Regions from separate parts of the Homo sapiens genome. Here region 1 is linked to region 2. Evidence: chromatin loops called from intact Hi-C (ENCODE). Cell type or tissue: heart left ventricle. All regions are shown on one strand. Each heading gives the region's core, and the rest is flanking DNA. Links, peaks and the distances in the headings are about the cores only.

Region 1 (12,733 bases), core at 1,929-9,928, 160 kb before region 2:
TCCTTAAAAAGAAAATCATTCTGTTACCTTTGACTATGACTCAATATTTAAGAAATGTATTTACTCATAACATATTTTTGTTGAGGTAGATATTCATATAAATCAAATTAAGGAACATTGAATTGTGTATGAAATGTGAACTTTTTTTTAAAGGACTCCTGATGCTTAGTTTATCTTTAGAGATAATATAGTCTTAATTGTACTACACATAAACATCCTGTAGTTTAAGTAGGAATTTTCAGGCATCAGATTTCTAGAAGGAAGGTAATTCTCAATAGAAAGGTCATTTTAAAAGTTCAAACTTTGATTTACAGTTTTTTCTGTTGACCGTATTAAGTATGAAATTATGGGTAATAAATATATTTAATTCATTTTCAACTGCATATTGAGTTATAAAATATTGGCCACATGTTTATTGAAAACAGGAAAAGTAAATGAATATATATGACTTTTAAATGTATTTTGAGTGCTATTTGATTTGTGGCAGTCATAATAGAGTTTGAAATATAAAATATTTAAAAGTATGGATATTTACAGTTAAACATTGAGTTTTTAACCTTAATAGGGTTTTATAAGAATATGAGGTGAAAATATAGTTTTTATTCCACATACTTAAATTTTTACTATATAAGGTAAGAGTATTTCAATTTGTTTTAAAAGATAACGCTTTAAAAATAGTTTTTATAATTTATAAAATTCAACTTGTACTTTGGCTTTTGAATGCCTTTCATTCAAATAAAAACTATTGCATATTGGGGATAATAATAATGATGGCAACATAGATAAGAACCTTTACTAATTTTGTGTTGTGCACATGTGTGCATGGTATATAAGAAAAAGGAGCATTTGGTTTGAAGATAATTCTTGGATTAGTACTTCAGCTATGTGTAGACATAATTGGGTGTTTTTTCCTGTTTTCTCCTCTTAACACTTTTCCACAAACATGCACTCATTAATCAAAGACGGTGCACTCCTGCTGAGGGCAGAGAGGTTCATCAAATTGGCAGTCAGTTTGGTGTAAAGAACGGTGTACTGAAGCTCTTAACTCGCTAGGACATAAATAAATCTAAGGTCTTTGTATGCAAACCCTAGAGGTTAATACTGTATAATTCAGTGTCCTGTCTTTGTTTTTATGATTGATGTTTTTAAATGTTTCAAGCTTGGTGAAAGTCTTCTAGTAGGTCAGGTCTGACAATCTGATTGGCTGTAGTAAGAAAGCATTAGGTTGTCAGAAGGACTTTGAGTATGCTGCAGAGATTTTGATTTTTTTTCCTATGAGATCATTGTCATATTGCCTGAGCTGTTATAGGAATGTACCAATGATTGACATTGCCTGCTGTGATAATGGACCTAGTGCATGAAATGCCAATAGTTCGGTCCTATTTGTTCAGAAGCTTACTGCTATTTGTATCCTTAACACAGCTAACATGTAGAACAAGCAAAACTACTGGGATTTCTCTGTAGAAATAGTGCTGGGATTTGGCTTTAACATGAATTGGTTGCATATTCATAATTTAAGAACAGCTGGTTACAGCAAGCACATAGTCATTTGCAAGCTATTATAAACCATTCCACTCACATGGAGCCTGTGCTTGGTGATTTTTTTTTTTTTTTATTGATCTACCTGCATTTAAAATCTGGTCACTGCTGCTACAGAAGCTCTTTATTTTAGCTGTGTTTGCAACACAGAACAGGTTCAATTTTAAATATTTAATTTAAACTTAATGCTGAATAAAATGAAGAAGCTTTGAAGGAAACAAGTGTAAAAGGTCATGTCCTACCTGTCACGGCCAGAATCAACCAAACAAACCTAGATTATACAACTATTGTAATTTTTGGAATATGTGTTTTATGATTTTGTCCATAGATCAATAACAGAATTATCCTGGATTTGGAAATATTGCTAATAATATTTTACTAGTTATACATAGTTTTGGGAAACAACATTAACAGTAGATTGTGATTAATTAGTCTAAAACAATGTCATCTAATATGTAGAAAAGTAGTATAATACTTTTAGCTTATGAGTGGTGGTGTAAAGCAAGATAGAAGGGAAAATTGGCATGACTTTATAACTGGATTAGAATAATGCTAATCCTAAAACTATAGAGTTACTCTAGTTTTTTAGAAGAAATCTAATAAGGAGTCTCTTTTGCTTTTTGAGTCACTTCTGGAGTATTAAGCACAGGTATGCTCTTACAGTATTTAGGTGGTATTGGTAAGTTAGGCCAGCTATAATAGTTTCCTGCATGTTGTCAGTAATAACTGTAAGGAAAGAGGAGAACACCTTTGTGTCTCAAGCTTTTAGTGAGAAGGGTGGGAGGAGAAAATGTTAAATGCTATTTCAGCTCTCCTTTTAGGAATCACAGGGAGCTGTGCTTTGATTTGTGTATATTAAAATAAGTGAATACCTGAGTGATTTACAATGATGCGTTTCCACACATGGTGTTAGGCTCACATGTGCATGTATGTGTTTGTCCCCACACTAGATGATGAAGTAGCTCTCAGCACTTCAAGGTTGAGTACCAGTCCTAAGAGTGCATTTTACTCTTTCTTGGCTTCAGAAATGGCTGGATAGGTTTGTAATATAACAGAATATATGGCCAAATTTAATCCAGCTGATAGTAGGCTGTACTTTTTTTTAAACAACAAATCCAAAGGTTATTAAAGGATGATGCATTGTGTTTTAGTTTTGAGTTGCATAGGATCATAACTATAATTAGTTAACTTTCCATTATTTGAGATTATATCAGGCATTTTGTAAATTATTTTATGTCTTCTTCACTCCCTTTTGACTATTGTCCTTTCATTTATTTCTCTGCTCTTTAGCATCTCATCACAGAATAAAGGAAGGAAAATTCAAACAAATCTGGTTTTCCCTGCCTTCCCCACTTCTTGATGAAGAGGGGTTCTTAGTTTTTGACTAAAATGCAGGTTTGGGATTTTATTTGTCTGCCTTTTCTGGTTCTCATTACATAATTATATTTAGAAAAGAAGAAGGGTGAGTTAATGGACTGGATTTTTATTTTTACTTTTTATTTTTTTGGAGACAGGGTCTCACTCTGTTGTCCAGGCTGGAGTGCAGTGGCACGATCCCAGTTTACTGCAGCTTCAACCTCCTGAGCTCAAGGGATCCCCACCGCCTCAGTCCGCCAAGTAGCTGGGACTACAGGCTTACGCTGCCATGCCTGGCTAATTTTTGTATTTTTGTAGAGACGGGGTTTTAGCATGTTTCCCAGGTTACTCTTGAACTCCTGGACTCAAACAATCTGCGCACCTTGGCCTCTCAAAGTGCTGGGATTACAGGCATGAGCCACCACGCCTGGCCTGACTGAATTTTTCTATACTGTATTAGTAACCCAGCAAAACAGAAAATTTAGACGTTGTTTGAAAAAGTAAAGTGACTCAGTGACATCCACCACAGAATTGCACATATTTGATACATTTGTATTATTCTAGTATTAATAATAGGAAAAGGAGGAGGCATCTACCTTCATTCTTTAAGCTTTTATTGAATGCTATCTCCAAGCATGCTCTGGGAGAGCTATGGATAACAATTTATGGAAGTTCATAGTAGGAGAGAGATGGCTTCTCATTGGAATAATTAGAAAAGGCCCTTCGGTTTAGGTAGCATTGAACTAGATCAAGAACAATTAAATTTTGAATATTCACAGATCAGGAAGAAAAGATCCAAGAAAAGAAGGACTGCATAAGCCTATTATAGAACAAATATAGAGCTAGAGCTCTATATTAGAGCCAATCCATTTGACATCTGGGATGGTTCTGCCTTTTCAAGGTCACCCCAACCCATACCTCTTCCACTAGAAGGAAAAGAAAATGTCATGGGATCCTTCCTTTCAAAATTGACTGCTTGGCTTTTTCTGGAGAAGATGGGTTAATCAGTTTCAATCCTCCATTTCAGTGATAGGCTTATTTGTGAAGGCCGGGTTAAAACTGACAAAACTACCCTTTCTGGTTAGAGGTATTCAAATCTTCTGTTTTGAGATTAACCAGAACCCCTCCCTTTTCCTTGGTTCTTTTCCTATGCTTTTGTGAACAGTTTTTCTGGAAATCTAATGCATGATCCCCCCTGCTAAGAACATTGAGTAGAGAGCAGAGGGTGATATATGTGTATCCCTTTTCTCCATGATGATGGCTCTGGCTCAAAAAACACTTTTACTTCTTTTAGTTCCTTCGGATGAATGCAGAAGACAAGCAGACTGCTGGACTGCCAGTAACGGGCATATCCATAAGGACAAAAAGGAGGGCCAGGCGTGGTGGCTCATGCCTGTAATCCCAGCACTTTGGGAGGCCGAGACAGGCAGATCACTTGAGGCCAGGAGTTTGAGACCAGCCTGGTCAACATGGTGAAACCCTGTCTCTACTAAAAATATAAAAATTATTTTTTTTGAGGCGGAGGTTGCAGTGAGCTGAGATAGTACCACTGCACTCCAGCTTGGGTGACAGAGTGAGACTCCGTCTCAAAAAAAAAAAAAAATAGAAATCCCACTAAAAAAGAGTATGAAAAAGGAAAGATTTAAAAAATTTTCAAAACACAAATGTATGAAAGATCTTTTACATAATGTCTTGGCCAAGGACAATAAATTTTAGTAGTTAGTCTTTTCCTAACTTCATTATTACTACATCATAATAATAATGAAATTTATTATTATTGCATATTAAATGTTTTATTTGCAGTATTGTGATGAACATTTACTTGCAAGAGATTTGTCATAAGAAAACCTTAAAACTTTTATGTAACCATTTTTTATCTTGTACAAGGATAAGTTTTGAGGTAAATTAAAGATGGAAAACAGTGGAAATAAAAAGTTATCTAGTGTCTAAGTTTAGTTCAAAGCCATGCTTACTATCTTTTCTGGTTTCTATGATGACATGGTTGTTGAAACATGCTTCTGATCTTTGGGTAATGTATTACTGTTAACATAAACCATTGTGATGACATAGGAAGCACCAAAACCTATCTTCAACATTTGAAAAAATCAGGAGCCGTGTATAAGTCACAAAATGACCTTTTCTTCGTTTCTGGGTTGTTAGTGCAGCATGCTGAGAAAAACAGGCTCTGCAAGGCAACATTAACTGACAGAGTTGTGGGTCAAATCTCTTTATTTTAAAAGAGGGGTTACTTTGGAGCCAAAGTTAAGTGTTCTTAGGGTTTGGGCAGAAACAACAAAAAAGGAGACAATTTTAAATAAGGTTTCTAAATGCAGTCAGAGTGGAGCATTGTTATGTAATCAAGTCCTTTTGGAACATATCAAGATTTTGTCCATAGTAGTGTAAGTATTTTAGCATTAAATTTCTGTGCCTTGTCATTAATATTTTCTGCAGCTTGTTGGGTAAATAACTCTTATCTGTAATCATGCCTTGGGGATTTGAAGTAAAAGTTGAAGGGTTAGGGAAGGGCAGTGTGAATAGTAAACACTTGGTCCAGGAAGAGAACATGTAATAACTTTAGACAGTTAGATAAAAGCTCTCTTTGCCCTTCCCGCTGCAGGAAGCCTGTTTGTAGGTACACTTGCCAAAACTCACAAAAGAGAAGAATTGTTTTAAAGAACGTGAAAATGTTTTTGTACTGTGTGTGAAATGGGAAGGTAGGAATAAGGCATGCCTGGGAAGAAAAGCTAAATTGAATGTGACCAGAAGTTTACTGTTTTTAAATTTTTATTATTATTAATTTTTTAGAGACAGGGTCTTGCTCTGTTGCCCAGACTGGACTGAACTGGGCACAAGAGATCCTCCCATCTTAGCCTCCTGAGTAGCTGGGACTACAGGCATGCACCACTGGGCCCAGCTGTTTTTTTTTTATAATGAAGTGTTCTGTGACGTAGTACCTTGAATTTGACCTTTTGCATTTTAATATGAGCCACCTTTTGTGAAATAGATTATTTTTGCAAATATTTTATTTGTTCCAAGTAGCATTTAATATACTGCAGGTACCAACTAAATTAATTACATGTACATGGGTAAAAATACATGTTTATTTCTATATTTATAATCTCAGCACTTTAAAAGTGAGCTAAAAATAATCCTACAGCTACCCATGGAAATAAATAAAAATCACTTATCAAGCCAGGTGCAGTGCCTCACACCTGTAATCCCAGCACTTTGGGAGGCCCAAAATGGGAGGATCACTTGAGGCTAGGAGTTCAAGATCAGCCTGGTCAACATAGCAAGATCTTGGTCTCTACACAAAATTTAAAAAAAAAAATCAGCTGGGTGTGGTGGCATGCACCCGTAGGCCTGGCTACTTGGGAGGCTGAAGTGGAAGGATTGCTCGAACCCAGGAGCTCAAGGCTGCAATGAGCTATTATTGCACTCCAGCCTGTGTAACAGAGTGAGATCCTGTCTCTGTCTCTCTCTCTTTCTCTCTCCTGTGCATGCACACACTCCAGCCTGGGTAACAGAGTGTGATCCTGGCTCTCTCTCTCTCCTAGCGCGCGCACACACGCGCACACACACACACACACACAAAATATATTAACTTTTCAGTTCTTTAGATTTAACAATAATTTTCCTACTTTTAAGCTGAAAAATGCCCTCCTCACCAAACTTTTTATAGTTATTTCTCATATTTTTAATTTTTTGACATTTAATGATTCTGCATTCCTTTCTGCTAGTAAAACTGTCCTTTTATGCCTATGTTAAGGCCCAACTTCCCATCAACATTTATCTATACCATATTTTCATGTGATATTGTATTCTCTAAAATTTCTATTATAAGGAATGTTGAGCTAGATAACTAAAGGTCAATTTTTTAAAGCATTGTCATGTTTTGGTTGTAATTTTGTTTCAACCTCTTGTGACAGGAATCTTTTGAAAAAATACTAATTTTATTAAATATATTGAGAGTATTCAAACTATGCTTCTTTGATAAGGCAGGCTTATCATACTGGTAAGTAATTCTATTACATTTTAGATGCCTAAATTAAAACTATTTGAGTATCAAAATATTGTACTCTACAAATATGTACAATTATTATGTGTCAATTAAAAATAGCTGGGCATGATGATTCACACCTGTAATCCCAGCTACTCGAGAGGCTGAGGTGGGAACATCGCTGGAGGCCAGGAGTGTGAGACCAGCCAGAGCAACATAGTAAGACTCCTACCTCTAAAAATAAAATAAAATATAAAATACATGTATAAGAAAGGGAAAAAAACTATTTGAGAATATAACTTGGAATTAAAAAAAATAAATTCCCATATCATATTTGTGTCATTTGCCTGTTTATGTTAAAAGGGTATATGCAGCTGTACAACTTGCCAGTTACTTATTCCTTCTTACAGTTAATCATATTCATTGTCCTTTGACTTTTCTTTAAAATTAAAAATGTATTTCTTCACTATAAAATATTAATAAAAGTTTTTAAAAATACAGAAAAGCATTGATAAAAATTTCAAATGTTCAAAATTCTATTATTCACAGGCTACTATATGCATTATTAGTTTGTTTTATGTTGAAATGAAATATTTACTGAAATGAAGGTGTTCATTAATGAAACAGCAGGTTAGTGTCATGAACCTATTCCTGCAAAAGATGAAAATGACAGGAGTGGCCATAGAGTGAAATGTGTCTGTGGTATTACCTAAGAAAGAACTAAAATAATCCACTGGATTAAGTGACAAGGACATTAGTGACCTTGGCATTAATAGTTTCAGTGGAGTGGTTTGGATTAAAGCTATAGAAATGGAAACATGTTTAAATAGTTTTGGGGTTTTGTTTTTTTTTTTGTAAGGAGGAGGAAAAGAAATTTGGTAGTTTCTGGGAAGGAAATATAGGAAGATGATTTTTTTTTAACAGGGTGAATGAAGATACAGGGGCAGAGGATATAATTCAGAGATTCTGTAAGAAATGGGAAGAAATGGGTTCCAGATCCATGTTAGACTGATAATCACGAACTAGAACGAGGGATACTCTTTCATTGTAACTAGAGGGAAAGAAAAAATGTGGGAATGCATAGTGGTGAAATTGGAGCTTGAGGAAAGAAATTTCAGAGAGTCCTAGTTCCAAATATTAGCATTTCTTCTAACAGAAATGCCTCCTTACGGCATTTTAAATAAAACAAGTTTTAATTTCCATTTTTAAAATGTATGTATTTTTACGAAGTAGCTGTTATGTAGTTTTTGCATTCTCCGTTGTTTATTAGCTCTTAATTATTTGGATTATATCATGAGCATTTTCTCTTGTCATTAAGTATTTTAAAAGACTGCATAATTTATCCAATCTTAGGGCATTTAAGTTTTTTGTTTTTGTTTTTGTTTTTTTGAGACGGAGTCTCGCTCTGTTGCCTAGGCTGGAGTGCAGTGGTGCGATCTCGGCTCATTGCAACCTCCGCCTGCTGGTTTCGAGCAATTCCCCTGCCTCAGCCTCCCAAGTAGCTGGGACTAGTGGCACATGCCACCATGCCCGGCTAATTTTTGTATTTTTATTAGACATTGGGTTTCACTATATTGACCTGGCTGGTCTTGAACTCCCGGCCTGAAGCAGTCCACCCTCCTCAGCCTTCCAAAGTGTTGGGATTATAGGTGTGAGCCACAATGCCTAGCCTCACTTTATGTTATTATATGATGGGATGAAATATCATCAAACATCCCTCAGCTTTTTTTATTCTAAGTTATTTCTGTAGGATTCATTTTTAGAGCTTGAATTGCTGGGTCAAAGAATATGAATATTTTATGGTATTCTGGAAAATATTAACTGGTTTGTATATGTGGCAAAGAGAGCCTTGATTTGTAGTGTCTTTTGCTTGTGTAAAAACTGCCACCATGGCCTGTTTCAATCCTACAACTTAATGCTATTGAACAAAGTTGAGAAATGTAGTTGTACAATCATTGTATAGTATTTTCATCATAACCATACTATAGATGTAAATAACTTCCTACAGCATAAATAATAAAATGCAAAATAATTAGGAAGTAATGTTTTGAGTGTTTATTACCCTATTATAATTTATTGACTGTAAGTTTATATAATTTAATTAATAATGATTGTTTTTAACAACTAGATTTCAAGAATTCCCAAGAATTATCAGTTGACTCTTGTGAGCCACTATGAGCAAGCTCTAGCATACCAATGCTAGGTTATCTATTTTAGTTCTCCTTTTCCTCCTTTCCTCTTCCTGTTTCTTACTCCCATTTCTGATATGTATGGTGGAATTTTTTTACCCCTAGACTGTTGTTTCCAATATAGCGAGAAATATGGGTATAGAAGACCAGTGTATCATTTTTTTCATTTATGGCTCCTAGGTTTATCTTGCTTTAAACTGAAATCTTTATGCATGGTGGAGTCTAAGTGAAAGAAGTGAAGTTTAGATTCCCAACTTATTTTTCTTCCAGAAGACTCCAGTTTTCCCCAAAACATCCTACCGACTGTTGATTGAATTACTCTTATTGTTTTTAATAATTTTTCAGTTGATTTTCTAGGGTTTTCTAGATATATAATCATATACAAACAAAGATAATTTTGCCACCTTTAGTATTTGTAACTTTATTGTATAAAGAATGAAATTAAGCTGACTACTATTTGCAATGTATTGGTAACATTGGGCACTCTTTTCCTGACTTTGGAAATGATTCTAGTACTTAAACTTTTTTTATGATATTACCTTTTGGTTTGTTATATGTATTTTTAAAGATCATGTTAAGCAAGCATGCATCTATTTCTATCTTTTTTTTTATTTTGAGACAGAGTTTCGCTCCTGTCGCCCAGGCTGGAGTACAATGGCACAATCTCGGCTCACTGCAACCTCTGCCTCCCAGGTTCAAGTGATTCTCCTGCCTCAGCCTCCCGAGTAGCTGGAATTACAGGCACCTGCCATCACACCTGCCTAATTTTTGTATTTTTAGTAGAGGCGGGGTTTCTGCATGTTGGCCAGGCTGGTCTTGAACTCCTGAACTTGTGATCCACCTGCCTCGGCCTCCCGAAGTGCTGGGATTACAGGCGTGAGCCACCGCACCCAGCCTTTTTTTTTTTTCTTTTGAGACAGGGTATCACTCTGTCACCCATTCTGGAGTGCAGTGGCACAATCTAGGCTCACTGCAGCCTTGACCTCCCAGGTGCAAGTGATTCTTTAGACTTTTTAAAAATCGGGAAAGGAAGTTGAATTTTATTAAATGCTTGGGAAACTGGTAATGCTTGTTTACCTCAGTGTTGTTGAAGGGGTTTTTTTGGTTCCTTGTTTTATGATTTGTGCTACAGGTATAGATGTTGATCATTTTAAATATTTGGAATAAGAGGCAAGAAGAGCTAGGCAACAGGAAGTATAGTTTACATATATTTTTTCCTAGAACTTTTTCTCTGAGTCTCTTGAGATCTTTGCTGTTGTTCTATATGTGAGGGTGGAACTTCGATTTTAGCAGTTTCCCTGCTTTAGGGAGAACTTGGCACACCTGAAGATGTGAGTGGGAGGAGGGAGAGAATGACTCTCTGTAATCCTGTGGATTATGAGTTTTGTGTGATGAGTCAGAGCTTTTGTCTGCTTAGTCAGATTTGATCCTCACCTTCAAAGCTGTCTCCTCAACTCTAATGAAAGGTTGAGAAAAATAAAAACGATGAGGCCAAAAAAGTAGCTCGATTATTTTCTGCTCTGCAAACATGTGTCCCAAGATCTGTGATTCCCCCCACTTCTTTTTATAGGCCCCCCATGATTCTAAACGGCAACTATGAAAGTTATGGGTTAGGACATTTCTGAATATTCTCTTACTTACTAAATTGTGAACCTTGCCCTCTTAGGGCATATGCATATAGAATCAGTCTTATTAAAAGAGTACTGGTATTTTCCCTGGTTCCCACACTAATTTTGGTCCTTTTTGTCCTGTTTGGTGGATTTCGGGACAAGATCATGTGAATGTATGTTATTCAGATTTTAAAGGCTCTTTTCACATATCCACAAAAATCCCCCTCAGAAGAATTAGTATCATTTTGTATACTCTTGCAATTGGAAGTTGAGAATATTTTTTCGTTTTTTTTTAACAGTGGGAATATTATTATTTTAATTTGTATATTCTTGATTTTTATGGATAATCATATATTCCTAAATTTGTTAGGGAATTATATTTGTTTCTGAATTGTTTGGCAGGAATGGTTCTGGTAAGATTTTGTAGCAATGTGATCATACAATAATTATCTTAAAGATTTTTCCTGATCACCCCCAAAAGGCCGGTCTCATGAGGTATGGCTTATTTACATAGGTGTGCAAAAATATTAACTACACAGGCTTCCTTGAGTTAACTTGTGCGTATCCTTGAGCCTATGCACTATGTACAACTACTAAAGCTACAAAATTAACTTTTGAACTTTTTCTAAGGAATCTGAGCTAGGACATTTAAAAATTACTGATATTTCCTCTCCTCAGGCTAGAAAGCAAGCCTGGGACATTCTACGAGATTTTACCTACTATAGTACCCCCAATTATCCCTCAGATTTCTTTCTTTCTTTCTTTTTCTTTTCTTTTTTTTTTTTTTTTTTGAGAAGGAGTCTCGCTCTGTCGCCCAGGCTGGAGTGCAGTGGCGCGATCTGAGCTCACTGCAAACTCCACCTCACGGGTTCACGCCATTCTCCTGCCTCAGCCTCCCGAGTAGCTGGGACTACAGGCTTCCGCTACCACGCCCGGCTAATTTTTTGTATTTTTAGTAGAGATGGGGTTTCACCGTGTTAGCCAGGATGGCCTCGATCTCCTAACCTTGTGATCCGCCTGCCTCAGCCTCACAAACTGCTGGGATTACAGGCGTGAGCCACCATGCCAGGCCCCAGATTTCTTTTTTTCTTTTTTCTTTTTTTTTTTTGAGACAGAGTTTCCCTCTTGTTGCCCAGGCTGGAGTGCAGTGGCACAATGTCGGCCCACAGCAACCTCCACCTCCCAGGTTCAAGCGATTCTCCTGTCTCAGCCTCCTGAGTAGCTGGGATCACAGGCATGCACCACCACACCTGGCTAAATTTGTCTTTTTAGTAGAGACGGGGTTTCTCCATGTTGGTCAGGCTGGTCTCAAACTCCCAGCCTCAGGTAATCCGCCTGCCTCAGCCTTCCAAAGTGCTGGGATTACAGGCTTGAGCCACCGCGCTCGGCAGTCCCTCAGATTTCTTAAGTTTGTGTGGCCTGCCAGAAAGTGATCTTCCTTATCACCTAAAAGGCTGAGTCCCTGTAAGACAGGGACCAGGCTAGTTTTCCAGGGAGGGCTCGTAAAGTCAACATTAGTTCCTTAAAAGTAACTTGTACCTGTTTAAGTAAGCATCGTTCTCAAATATGACACTCTAGGTAAAACGTCAGTTGCTCAATAAGTTGAGTAGCTGGGATTACAGGCGTGTGCCCCCAAGCCCAGGTAATTTTTGTATTTTTAGTAGAGATGGGGTTTTGCCATGTTGGCCAGGCTGGTCCTCAAGTGATCCTCCCTCCCTGGCCTCCCAAAGTGCTAGAATTACAGGCATGAGCCACCACACCCAGTTAACAGCTATATTTTATGTATGTATGTATGTATGTATTTATGAGACAGAGTTTCACTCTTGCCACCACACCCAGTTAACAGCTATATTTTATTTATTTATTTACTTATTTTTGTGACAGAGTCTCACTCTTGTCTCCCTGGCTGGAATGCAGTGGCTCAATCTTGGCACACTGCAACCTCTGCCTCCCGGGTTCAAGCAACTCCTTCAGCCTCCCAAGTAGCTGGGATTACAGGTGCCTGGCTAATTTTTGTATTTTTAGTAGAGACAGGGCTT
Region 2 (12,733 bases), core at 2,735-10,734:
AGCAGGCCACTGCACTCCAGCCTGGGCGACAGAGCACAATTCTGTCTCAAAAAAAAAAAAAAAAGAGTTAAATGTTGCTACTATGCTGTTCTTTCTTTTGAATATACTTAGAAATTTACCATATGCTGATTTATATAATCCTTATTTTGTATTTTTCATTTTGTCAACAAGCTGGTTTGTGACTAAATTTTGTTTATTTTCCTAAATTTAGAAGACAAGCTTGTCACTTAACAAAAATTATTTCCTATGAAATAGTATCAGACATTTGTAAAGTTTATAGTCAGAAGCTCTACCATTCACATCTTTTTATTTAACTGATCTTATTGTTTTGTATTTTCTTCTGTGGTGTCAGGTTATTTATAACACACATTTTCCCATTGTTTTCTCTAATCTCTACTGTGTGCTTCTTTACTTTTTTTTTTTTTTTCTTTGAGAGAGTTTCACTCCGTCACCCAGGCTGTGGAATGCAGTGGTGCGATCTCAGCTCACTGCAACCTCCATTTCCCAGGCTCAAGTGATTCTTGTGCCTCAGCCTCCCGAGTAGTGAGGATTACAGAACTATACCACCACACCAGCTATGTGCTTATTTACCATTGACATTCTCCAATACTTTTTAAAATTTTTTTTCTGAGTTTGATTATGTCTAAAATATTTGAGTCTTATTACACTTTGATTACCTTAGCAATTTTTTGGTTGTTTACAAAGTCTATGAATTCCACTTTAATTACAGACTCTGTGTTAAATTATATAAATATCTTTGGGAAACCTCAGTCCCTCCCTGCTTTTTAAAATTTTTTATAGCAACAGGGTCTCTCTCTGTTGCCCAAGGCTGATCTCAAATTCCTGGCCTCAAATGAACCTTTCACCTCAGCCTCCCAAAGCTCTGGGATTACAAGTGTGAACCACTGTGCCTGGTCCTCAGTACAGTAACTTTTTATCAGCTAGGTAGAACTTAGCTTTCAAACTTATAAATAACAAGATTGTGACTGTGCTGATACAAGCCCAAAACACATACTTTTTCTTCCTATCTAAATGTACATCTTTCATCTAAACGGTGGATAAATGATCAATGCTTTTGTATAGTTATTCTTGGTTCAGTTCCCATTGTTCAGGCATGGCTGAATATACATTGGTGTCATTTTACTAGTAATGCCTTCCTGCAGTGCAGAAGAATAGCTTTTGCAGTTTTCTACTTATACTGTTTTTTAGACCTTTGAGACTGGCAGCTACCATGAAAATTTCACTTTTCTTTTAAACCAGATTTTGCCATTAGATAATGAAGGTGCATACCATTTTACATTCTATTTTTAATGAAGGATATTCCTAGAAAAGTTTTTAATATTATATAATATAAAGACTGACAATTTTGAGTTTCTCCCATACTGTATTGTTGTGGGTTTTTTTCCTCTAATGTTCTTATGGTTGTCACAGTCAATGAAAAATACCCCATATCTTTTGGGAGATTGGTCTGAAAGATAATAACTGATTTGGTAATCTAGCAGACTAGCCAGTTGGAGAAGATTGTTTTTGAGATTTTAGATGGGTCAATATAAGATTACTTCATCCTTCCTTGAAAAATGTATAAAATTTGGCTTATTTCCTTTTCTAAAACTTTAAGAGACACTATTTAAGTATTTACCTTTTATTGAATGATTTTCTACCACTGGTCATTTTATATCAATAAAACAATCATTGTTATCTGTAATTAATGAGTGGAAGTAAAAACAAAATTCAGGCTTTCATCATTAACTTTAAGGGGAGAGGCTTTATAAATCTTTAATATTTTAATGTGAAATTACTTGTTTTTGAAATCTCCTTTGAGAACTTATTTTTTAGAACATAAAAAGGCCTACTGATTTTGCTATATTTATGGTTATCTTTAAGTATAGAAGTTTTCTTCCATAAATGTACTTGAGATATAGTGGATTACAATAGTCTTATATTATTATTTAGACTAACTGATTTATCAGAGCCAGATTTATATTGTATGTAATTTGAGGAAAGTCTTAACATAGGTTGTAGATGTAAACTTAAATTCTAAGGGTTTGAAACAGATGAGAAAAGTTATGGGATAAGTCATCAAAGAGTGAAATACTTCTTTTATATTCCAAGTTTTCACTTTCATTTTTTAAACTATGGACTACCTTTGTCCTTTACAAGTTTGAACTCTACAAAGCTGCCAAGTGAAGATCCTTAGATACTGACCTAATGAGAAGAGTGATAAGTGTACAAGTTCTACTGTTTAGAATTAGGAAAATGATCAGAAGTATGAGTAATTCAGTTTTGTTCCAAGATGAAACTTGAAATTTTTTTAAATAAAACATAGAAAGCCATTGTGACGTTAACTGGAAAGTTAATTTATATATTTTTGTTTGGTTGGTTTGTTTGGTTTTGAGGTGCAGAATGGTGGCGAACAACTGATGCTCATACTCGTACAGGAGCAACCTTCTTTCCACCATTACTGGGAATTCCACCACTATTTGCTCCCCCAGCCCAGAATCATGATTCTTCTTCATTCCATTCAAGGACTTCGGGAAAAAGTAATCGAAATGGTCCCGAAAAAGGTATCCACATTTACATAAGTGAAGTACTATAAATCTTCCATTCTAATATTATTTTCATAATGTTCAGGTTTAATACCTTTTTTTGTTTTTTGTTTTTGTTTGTTTGTTTGTTTTAATAGAGACAAGGTCTCACTCTTTTGCCCAGGCTGGAGTACAGTTGTATGATCATAGCTTACTGTAGCCTCGTCCTCCTGGGCTCAAGCAATCCTCCTGCCTCAGCCTCCCAAGGACTACAGTCATGTACCACTATGCCCAGCTACGTGTTTAAATTTTATTTTTATTTTTTGTAGCAACAGGGTCTCTGTGTTTCCAGCAGTCTCAAACTTCTGGCCACCTTCTGGCCTCAAGCAATACTCACACCTCAGCCTCCAAAAGCGCTGGGATCACAAGCGTAGGCCACCACACCCGGCCTTAATAACAGTTTTATAGTGTTATGCTAGACCTTTTCACATTTTCTTGCTTAATTCTTAAAATAATTCTTTGAGATTAGAAGTATTTTAATTTTACAGCCAAGGTCAAATAAGTTGTTCAAGAAAATACTACTTACATATGGATGTGGCCTAGTCAGGATTTTAGCCCAATTCTACTGTTTTTTCCTCTGTATTTCATTACCTCCCTATATGTAACCCAATATAGTGTGTTACTTCTTTTGTAATTAAGTATTAACTTCATTAAAATTAATAACCTAGTACTTTTTTAAATGATCACTAATATTTCTGCAATTAATAACTTGTTAGAATATAATTTGAAAATTATAACAACATTTTAGATGATTTACTATCTTTCTTTTCACTGAAGTGTTTTACAAAGTTCTCTAATGTGTTTTACAATTAAAACACAAAGTTTTGCATTTCATTATCTTTCTAAACATTTTGTTTAATTGAGGTGAAATTCACTTAACATAATATTAACCATCTTAAAGTGAATAATTTACTGGTATTTAATGCATTTGCAGTGTTGTACAACCACCACCTCTATCTTGTTCTGAAACATTTTTATCACTGCAAAAGGAAACTTTGTACCCATTAAGCAGTTGCCTCCCATTCCCCTCTCTCTCAGCCCTGGAAGCGATCAGTTTTCACTTTGTCCCTGTAGGTTTACCTGCTCTGAATATTTCATGTAGATGGAATCATACAACATGACCTTTTCTGTCTTCTTTCACTTATCATATTTTCAAGTTCATCCAACTGTACATATATCTGTACTTCATTTTTAAATGATGCAATAATATTCCATTGTATAAACATGTTTATTTTTATTTTCAAGGTGTAAATGGGTCAATAAATGGAAGTAATACATCATCTGTAATTGGTATCAACACATCTGTACTATCCACTACTGCTTCAAGTTCCATGGGACAAACTAAAAGTACAAGCTCAGGTGGAGGAAATCGAAAATGTAATCAGGAACAAAGCAAAAACCAGCCTTTGGATGCTAGAGTTGACAAAATCAAAGATAAGGTAAGTTGTACTTGGAAGGACTAATATATAACAGATCTATATATAAGATGAGCATTCTGAAGGTCAAATCAACAGAATCTATGGTTTAATTTCTTATGAATTACCAACTTTTATTTTTATAGATACGTGATTTATGGTGTCAGTACCAGTATAAATAATACAAATAGTAATAATAGATAAAATGTATTGAGAATTCACTGCATATCAGCTCTGCTCTAATTGCTTTTCATATAACTTTTAACTCTTCCCTGTATCCGAAATGAAGTAGCTACTGTTATTACAAATGGAGAAGCAAAGCACCAAAATAATTAGCCACTAAGTGACTGAGCCAGGATTTGAAAGCAAGTGGGTTAACTCCTGTGCATTAGAAAAGAGTGAATAAGAAAACCTTTTATTATGGAAACTTTCAAATATACAAAGTAGACAGAATGACCATTTGTACCTATTATTCAGCTTCAACAGTTGTCGCATCATGGCCAGTTTTATTTCATGTATATCCCCAACTTTGCAAGTTATCAATTTATTGCCTCTCAGCTCTCAATCACTCTTTTCTTCTTTGCCACTTCTTGCAGTGTTAGTCCTTGTTAGTAGAAGGTCCTGGAAGAACACTGGAAGAAGATGTTACTTCTTTTTCTTCTTCTTTCTTCTTTTTTCTTTCTTCTTCTCCTTTGACAGAGTCTGGCTCTGTTGCACTGGCTGGAGTGTAGTGGCAGAATCTCAGCTCACTGCAACTTCCACCTCCCGGGCTTAAGTTATCCTCCCACCTTAGCTTCCCTAGAAGCTGGGACTACAGGTGCATGCTACCACACCGAGGTAATTTTTACATTTTTTGCAGAGATGGGATCTCACTATGTTGCCAAGGCTGGTCTTGAACACCTGAGCTCAAGGGATCCACCGCCTCAGCCTCCCAAAGTGCTGGGATTGCAGGCATGAACCACCACATGTGGCTGGGACTTCTTTTTCTGGTTCTAGTGTTTTCTTCTTTTTCTTACGCTGTGGCTGCCAATGGGTGGCTTGCTTGCTGGCTGACAGCTTCTCTACTGGTGGTATCCAGGAGATCCAGTGGTGGTCAGGAGACCCAGTAGTATACACTGTCTAGTGAGTTTCATTGGCATCTCAGCAGGCAGTTTACTAGCAAGTTTTGAAAAGTAGGTGGCTTTCAAACTAATTTTACTGCCACTGTAGCTGACAGGTTCCCAGCCATGTTTTTCTGGTATCTTAGCAAGCAGTGTTTTGTGTGTGTCAGCCTTGACTGTGATACCTCATTGAGTTTCTCTGCCATCCAGTGGGCAATAGCCACATCCTCTCCCACAAAGTCTGAAACTTAGCCTTGGGTGAATGAAGGGGTTGGGGGAAAAAGTCCCTTTTCAAAGGTTATCTTTATTTCATTACTCTACCTTAGCCCTACAAAAAGTACATATTCCCTACATCTCCTTTTCCTGTATTATTTAGAGGTCACTTTATTCCTCTTAGTAGTTAATCTTCTGTTATTAATCAATAATTCTTTATGTTAAATTTTTCCTGTTCAGATTGTTAATGCGATTTCTTCCTCCTGAGTAGATCTTGTTGGCTCTTATCATTGGTTCCAGGAGTAGGGTGGGTATGCAGCTTGCAGGTGGTAAATTCACTTCTACATTCTGATCACTCTGCACTTTTGGATTCCCTCTTCCACATTATGTCAGAAGCTGTGACATCTCAATTTTATAAAATGTAGGTCATCATTGAGTCCAGGTTTCATTTATCTAACTAAGTAAGCTGAGAAGCCTCTAACTATATGATCTAGCATATTATGTATTAGAACACTCTTATCAGTGGATTTAGTCTGCTCCAATTTTTAATTTCTTCTTGAGTGAGAGGTCCCAGTTAAAGCCTTGTCATCAACTGCAAACATTTGGGAAACAAAGATAAGAGTTGTGTCTTCTCTTCTGTGTTTTATAAAAACTGCTTTCAGGGCCTGGTTTTCCAGTGGAAGAGAGTCAAAAGTTTGTGATCCTACACACATGATGTTCTTCACCATCTCAGCTGTAATATTGTGACAGGAAGCTTCTGATACATCACAACAAGAATAGCAAGATATGGGTAGTCACTGACTGCACATGACATTGATCCAAACTTTAAATCTGAACTACTGCCTCTTATACACCAATTTTTAATCCTAAGAACTACTTTGTCAAACTTTCTTTATCCTTTTTCAAGACAGCATCAAGCTCCATATATTTTCTGGAACAAATGAAACAGAACTGAACAAATACATTTATTTTCTTTTGCTGAGCATATTTCATAGATATATTTCCTCTAAATCTTTAAATTTCCTTCTCAATAGAAAACATTTTCCAGAGTATAACATGCTTATATGAAGACTTGGGGGAAGGCCATCTGGTAATGCTAAGAAGCTTGACGGTACCCATCACAAAAATGCAAAAGTACTGTACATAGGCCCCAAGACAACCATTTTCTTTCCCTTTCAACCTACACCACTGAGCACTGAAGCAAACATGATAAAAGATTCTTAATTGTTTCCTCCCAGGGACACAGGTATCAGTGTCATACTCTCCACCTGTTGTTCTGTACCTGCTCTTGGCTCTTCTCCCATAGGATTTGTTTCAATGGCAGTCTCGGTGTAAGCGCTAAGGTCCTATCTCTGAGCTACTGCCAGTTTCTCTGATGCCAGACACTGACTGAAACCATCCATTTCTGATTCCCATATTATTTTGAACCAAATCCCAGACATCATATCATTGGATGCATTTTTATATGTGCTTCCAAAAGTTAAATGCCCATGCTTTTAACCCTTATGCTATCCTACCTCTTAAGAAGTAGTGCTAAAATCAAGTAAAATCTTTGTTGCCTCTACAATGTGTAAGGCATTGTACAAGATCTTGGAGGCATGAATATGACACAGTTCCTGTACTTAGTTCTAATGAGGAATCTACATTGACATTCCTAAACAGAATCAGTGCTGTCATACTAAAAACTGTTACTAGGAGAACATACTGAAAACTCAAAGAGGCACCTCTTTCTACCCAGTTTTAGAGATAGATTCTGAGGTACCATAGTAGTGTCTAAGGCAACTAAGCAGAAATAACATTATAGAGAGATTGTCTATTCAAGTGAGGCATACTAGAACTTATGATTTCAAAAGAACAGCACTTTCAGATGATATGTGGTTCAGCATGGGTTTGTGGGAGTGGGTTGCTCAAGTAAAATGGAGATAAAGGGCATTGGAACTAAAGAAGAAAATCCTATACTTTTTCACCCAGTATTTCTTCAGTTTTCAAAACTTTTTTAAAAAGTTGCTTCATTCATTCTTTTCACATGTAGTTTGAAAAAAAAGTTCAGCTAATTTTGATACCTCCCATGGGAGGTGGGGTACTTATCTCAGCCATTCTCATTGAAAGTCATTGATTAAGTCCAGTCCCCTCATATAGTCTGCATATACATTTAGAATAAATATTGATATTTTAATTAAATAATTAAACTAAGACTAAAATATACAGCCTGTTAAGAAAAGAATAAAACAATTCAAGGTTGAATGAGTTTTATCCCAACTGTCGTACAAGTTATTCTTACCACAACAACCAAAATAGCCTTTAAAAACATATCTGATTTTTTATGGTTTGAAAGTATCACATGTTAGGGAATAGTAAATGATACTGCCACTGTGGAAAACAGTATGGCAGTTCCTCAAAAAATTAAAAATTGAATTACCATTTGATTCTGCAATTCTACTTCTGGGTATATACCACCCAAAATTGAAAGCAGTGTCTCAAAGAGGTATCTGTATACCCATACTCATAGCAGCATTGTTCACAATGGCTGAAATGTAGACACAACCAAAGTGTCTATCAACAGATAACTGGATAAGCAAAATACATGGGGAGGCACATGTGTACACATACATAAATACATGTTAGTATTATCCAGCTTTAAAAAGGAAGGAAATTCTGATATTTGCTACAGCATGGATGAACCTTGAGGACATTATTATACAAAGTGAAGTAAACCAGATGCAAAAGGACAAATACTGTACTGTATGATTCCACTTATTTGAGGTACTTAGACTCATCAGAATTATAGACCGAAGTAGAATGATTGTTGCCAGTGGCTAGCATGGAAGGAGGGATGGGAAGTTAGTGTTTAATAGGTATAGAATTTCAGTTTTATAGGATGGATAGCACTGATGTTTGCACAACATTATGAATGTATTTAATATCACTGAACCATACACTTTAAAATGGTTAAGATAGTAAATTTTATGTTATGTGTATTTTACCACAATAAAAAAATGAGGGGGAAGTATACATCAAATGTCATCACTCCCTCCACTAGTGTTCTATCCCAGTGGGAATAAAGTCCTTGCCATGACTTATAAGAGCTGTGTGATCTGACCTCCACCAGTTCATCCATGCTTATTTCCTATCACTGTCTCCCTGGTTCACTATGCTCTAACTGGTCTGCTGACCTTTTCATTTTGGAACACACTCAACCCACTTCTAGCTGGTGGCTTTTTCCTTTGCTGTTTCCCGTCTTGAAAGGCTCTTCTCTTATGTCCTTGGGTGATTGGCTCTTGCTCTCCCTTAGGTCTCAGCTCAGAAATGTCTTACCTGCTGACTACATGTAAAGCAAAACCCCACCCCACTCCCCACCACACATTGTCTATCCAGTTATTCTGTTTTACTTATGGTATTTATCACTCAAAATATTTATTTAAATTGTTTGTTGATTCTCTTCTTCTAGTTCTCACTAGGCAGAGCTGGTGTCTGTTTCTCACACCCTTGTATCCCCAGAGACTTGAGCAACTATGCCTGGTACATCATAGCCTTGAATATGTATTTGTTTTGTTACTAAAAGAAATAAATATACAGTGAAATGAAGGTTCAAGGATAAGGTTCTGAAAAGTTTTCCCAGATTGGATGGGGGAAAATTAATAAGCTGTTCTTTGATCACTTTTTGATAAACCTAAGAAGACTAACTTTTAAAATGTTTTAGCTTATAGTCCCAACTAGTTGAAGGCTGAGGCAGGAGAATCGCTTGAGCCCAGGAGTTCAAGGCTGCAGTGAGCTATGAAAGCACCATTGCACTCCAGCGTAGGTGACAAAGTGAGACCCTGACTCATTTAAAAAAATGTTTTAAATTTAAAAAATTTGTAAGTAATAAAACATTTTAAATAAGAGAAAAGAGACTTACTAGCTAATTATTTGTGGAAATGACACATATATACTCTAATGAAACTGGTGATACAAACCCATCTTTTTTCCCTATTTCTCTAATACTCACACTTGTCTTCTCATTTCTGTTTGTTTTAATGAGTACTAAATGTGTTACCTTATAAAAATAGAACTATTTACACATGGCCAAAGTATGCTCGGCAGAGACTCCCTGCATCAGAATCACATTAAGTGCCCTGTCTAGAAGTGGGACTCAGGAATGTTATGCACCCTAAAGCTTCAGAACCAGTACCTCTGGATGACTGTTCCTGGGGAGTATAGTCCCCATTTCTCATGCCATCTTTAAATAAAAAGCTACACACTTATTCCTTGGGCATTTAAATAGGAGTTAATTTTTCTCTGCTAAATCACTGTAGCTCTCTTATTTCTTTTCTTTGTTATCCCTTACTAAAACAAAAATGTTAATTTCAGTTTAGGTACCTTATGATTTTCGTGGTCTTGCTATACATGCTTAGAAAACTACAACAGATTTTGGTTGCAAAGAAGTAGCTGTTTCTTTGACAAATAAATGGTAGTCTTAATATTAATATATTATTATTTTCCTTTAATCTCTCTACCTTGTGATCTTTCTCATTGTGTGGGTACCCATACAATTCCAATTCAGTTTCTCGTTCCTGTCTGCCCTACTTTGAGGGAAGAAAACTCAAGAAATGATGGGAACTATTAGTCTGCTTATTGAAGTGTGTATCTTTGAAAGAGGCCTTCTTGTAACTAGTTTGGAGCAGTTAAAGCAGAGTCATTGCAAGGCCAGATGTGGTGGCTCACACCTGTAATCCCGGCACTTTGGGAGGCCGAGGCGGGTGCATCATGAGGTTAGGAGTTCAAGACCAGCCTGGCCAAGATGGGGAAACCCCGTCTCTACTAAAAATACAAAAATTAGCGTGGTGGCAGGCGCCTGTAATCCCAGCTACTCAGGAAACTGAGGCAGAGAATTGCTTGAACCTGGGAGGCAGAGGTTGCAGTGAGCTGAGGTCGTGCCACTGTACTCCAGCCTGGGCGACAGAGCGAGACTGTCCCCGAAAAAAAAAAAAAAAAACAAGAGTCATTGCAAACGGAATATAATGGCGGGAGTGACTCTCCTCACTCATATGAATGTTACCTGAATCAATGTTCAGAAGACACAATAAAAAGACTACAGATTTGCAATCTGTAACCGTGGCTTCAATTTGGCTCTCTGTTGTGGAGATATATTACTGTATTTCATTCCCCAATCCCGAGTAGTCATAAAAGGATGTATTTCTGTTAAGATCATAACTTTTGTAATTTATTGTTATTTTTTCTATATTTTGTTCTTTATCAGCAAATGCCATTAAAATGTTCCTAGATTGTACTTAATCTTGTGGCTCCATCATTTCAATGTTTCTCCTTTTCAGTCTTTCTATTGGTGAAATTTTAACTTTCCCATTGTTAAATAATTATGAATATTTTCAATAATCTACATGACAGAGCTTGTACTTTTTATTGAGGAGTTCTTTTATAAGTTAATTGATTGGTTTGTTAATTTGTTATAATACATCTCATGATTTTTCCTCTTTTTGTCCACTACTATTATGTTTTCTTGAACACAAAACTTCACTTTTATGTGACCTAATAACCACTTTCTACCAGCTTTGGATTTTATTTTTCTTGCAGAGTCTTAAATGTTCCAAAAATAAATCTCTCTCGTCATATTTATCTACCTCATCTTCTACCTTTTTTTTAATATTTTCTGAAATGAAACATAAACAGTTAAATTCCTTGACCCTAACTAAAGCAGCCCCATAGGTCTTTTGCTACCCTACTTTATCTTCTCTACAGCACTTATTATTATATGGAATAATTTGCTTTTATATTAAGCATTTGTGTACCCTCCCCTATCACCAGCACTAGTAAGTTTCTTGAAGGCAAGGACTCAGTCTTGGACATACCCAGAAAGGTGTGTGTGGCATGTTATAGGTAAATGTTTGGCTACTGACTCACTGTCTGCAAAAAGAAAGAAGACTAAAGCTAAATGTGTAACTTTTGATGTATGTATCATAGTTGGAATTATTTTGTGAACTGATCTTTTTAATCTGTCATACATTTTGAAGAATAACAGTCATATGAGTACATCTACACATATGCTATATTGATATTTTCAATATTCTACATGACAGAGCTTGCACTTTTCATTGAGGAGTTCTGTCATGTAAGTTAAGTTGATCAGTTTGTTAAATAATTATCCTTACGATATGTGACTTTTTCCTACAATGACATTTTGAGATTGAAAATATCATTTGAAAATTAAAAAGAGTACACCTTTTATTGAAACTTGAATGTTTTCCAAAAATAAAGTCTTGCCAACTACCTTGTCGTTATCCAGAAACCAAGGAAGAAAGCAATGGAAAGTTCTAGCAACAGTGATAGTGATTCAGGCACATCATCAGACACCTCAAGTGAAGGCATTAGTAGCAGTGATTCAGATGATCTAGAAGAAGATGAAGAAGAAGAAGATCAAAGTATTGAAGAAAGTGAAGATGATGATTCTGATTCAGAGAGTGAAGCACAACATAAAAGTAACAACCAGGTATAATTTTTTTCATGGACAGTATCCAAACATTATTCATATTTAGGAATTAACTGGTTTATCTTGACTCTCAAAGTCTGTAGTTTTAAAGTTAATCATTACTTTGAGTTCATACTTTTGCCCAAGAAAGAAGATGAAGAAATGTTTTTAAAGGGACATACGGTATTTCTTTTACGAATTTTTAGATTTTTAGATATTATCATAAGGCATTAAGAACACTTTGAAAGTACCCGTTTTTATCTCCAGGTTTTACTGCTTGATAGTCTTTGTCTTAATAGATGTTAGGAACTTACCTTTTCATTTTTATATCTAGGTGCTATTACATGGTATTTCAGACCCAAAAGCAGATGGACAGAAAGCAACTGAAAAAGCCCAGGAAAAAAGAATACACCAGCCATTACCTCTTGCGTCTGAATCCCAGACTCACTCATTCCAATCCCAGCAGAAGCAGCCTCAGGTTTTGTCACAGCAGCTTCCATTTATTTTCCAAAGCTCTCAGGCAAAGGAGGAATCTGTGAACAAACACACCAGTGTAATACAGTCTACGGGATTGGTGTCCAATGTGAAACCTTTATCTTTGGTAAATCAAGCCAAAAAGGAAACTTACATGAAACTCATAGTTCCTTCTCCTGATGTTCTTAAAGCAGGGAATAAAAATACCTCTGAAGAATCTAGTTTATTGACCAGTGAATTGAGATCCAAACGGGTGAGTTACAAATTATTTATACAAGAATTTTACTATTAGAGAAAGATAGAGCTTCTATATTGTCTTACAATACACAAGTTTAAGTTAAATTCTACCTTCATTTTTATACTTTCTTAGTCTCCAGGAATAGAATATGTACAGCAGAAAACTAAATTTCTCTGATTTTATATTCATATATGTATCTGTTTAATGTATTTTTGGCAATGCAATCATGTCATTCCAGCTCCCCT

Evidence for each region. Hi-C counts contacts between places; a loop is a spot of excess contacts. Peaks named below come from ENCODE experiments on the same cell type or tissue, not always from the same donor. Only the 100,000 strongest peaks of a DNase experiment are listed, where the experiment ranks them.
Region 1: it touches region 2 in a loop (2.0-fold over the local background); 10 of 110 quality-filtered maps call a loop at or near these places.

Annotation. Positions count from the first base shown.
Region 1 is chr2:159,598,688-159,611,420 of GRCh38, reverse strand. The region is part of intron 1 of BAZ2B (bromodomain adjacent to zinc finger domain 2B); the gene reads left to right. Among named protein-coding and RNA genes, the nearest start is that of BAZ2B-AS1, 10 kb to the left of the region's middle. RefSeq lists an enhancer at 11,690-12,190. In heart left ventricle, for the core only: no CTCF peak of the experiment used is centred there; no DNase peak of the experiment used is centred there; H3K4me3 peaks cover 412 bases; H3K27ac peaks cover 1,506 bases.
Region 2 is chr2:159,438,073-159,450,805 of GRCh38, reverse strand. BAZ2B (bromodomain adjacent to zinc finger domain 2B) reads left to right here. Exons shown (of 37, transcript NM_013450.4): 5 at 2,397-2,564; 6 at 3,831-4,024; 7 at 11,594-11,797; 8 at 12,111-12,503. Among named protein-coding and RNA genes, the nearest start is that of WDSUB1, 160 kb to the right of the region's middle. RefSeq lists an enhancer at 11,868-12,733. In heart left ventricle, for the core only: no CTCF peak of the experiment used is centred there; no DNase peak of the experiment used is centred there; H3K27ac peaks cover 418 bases.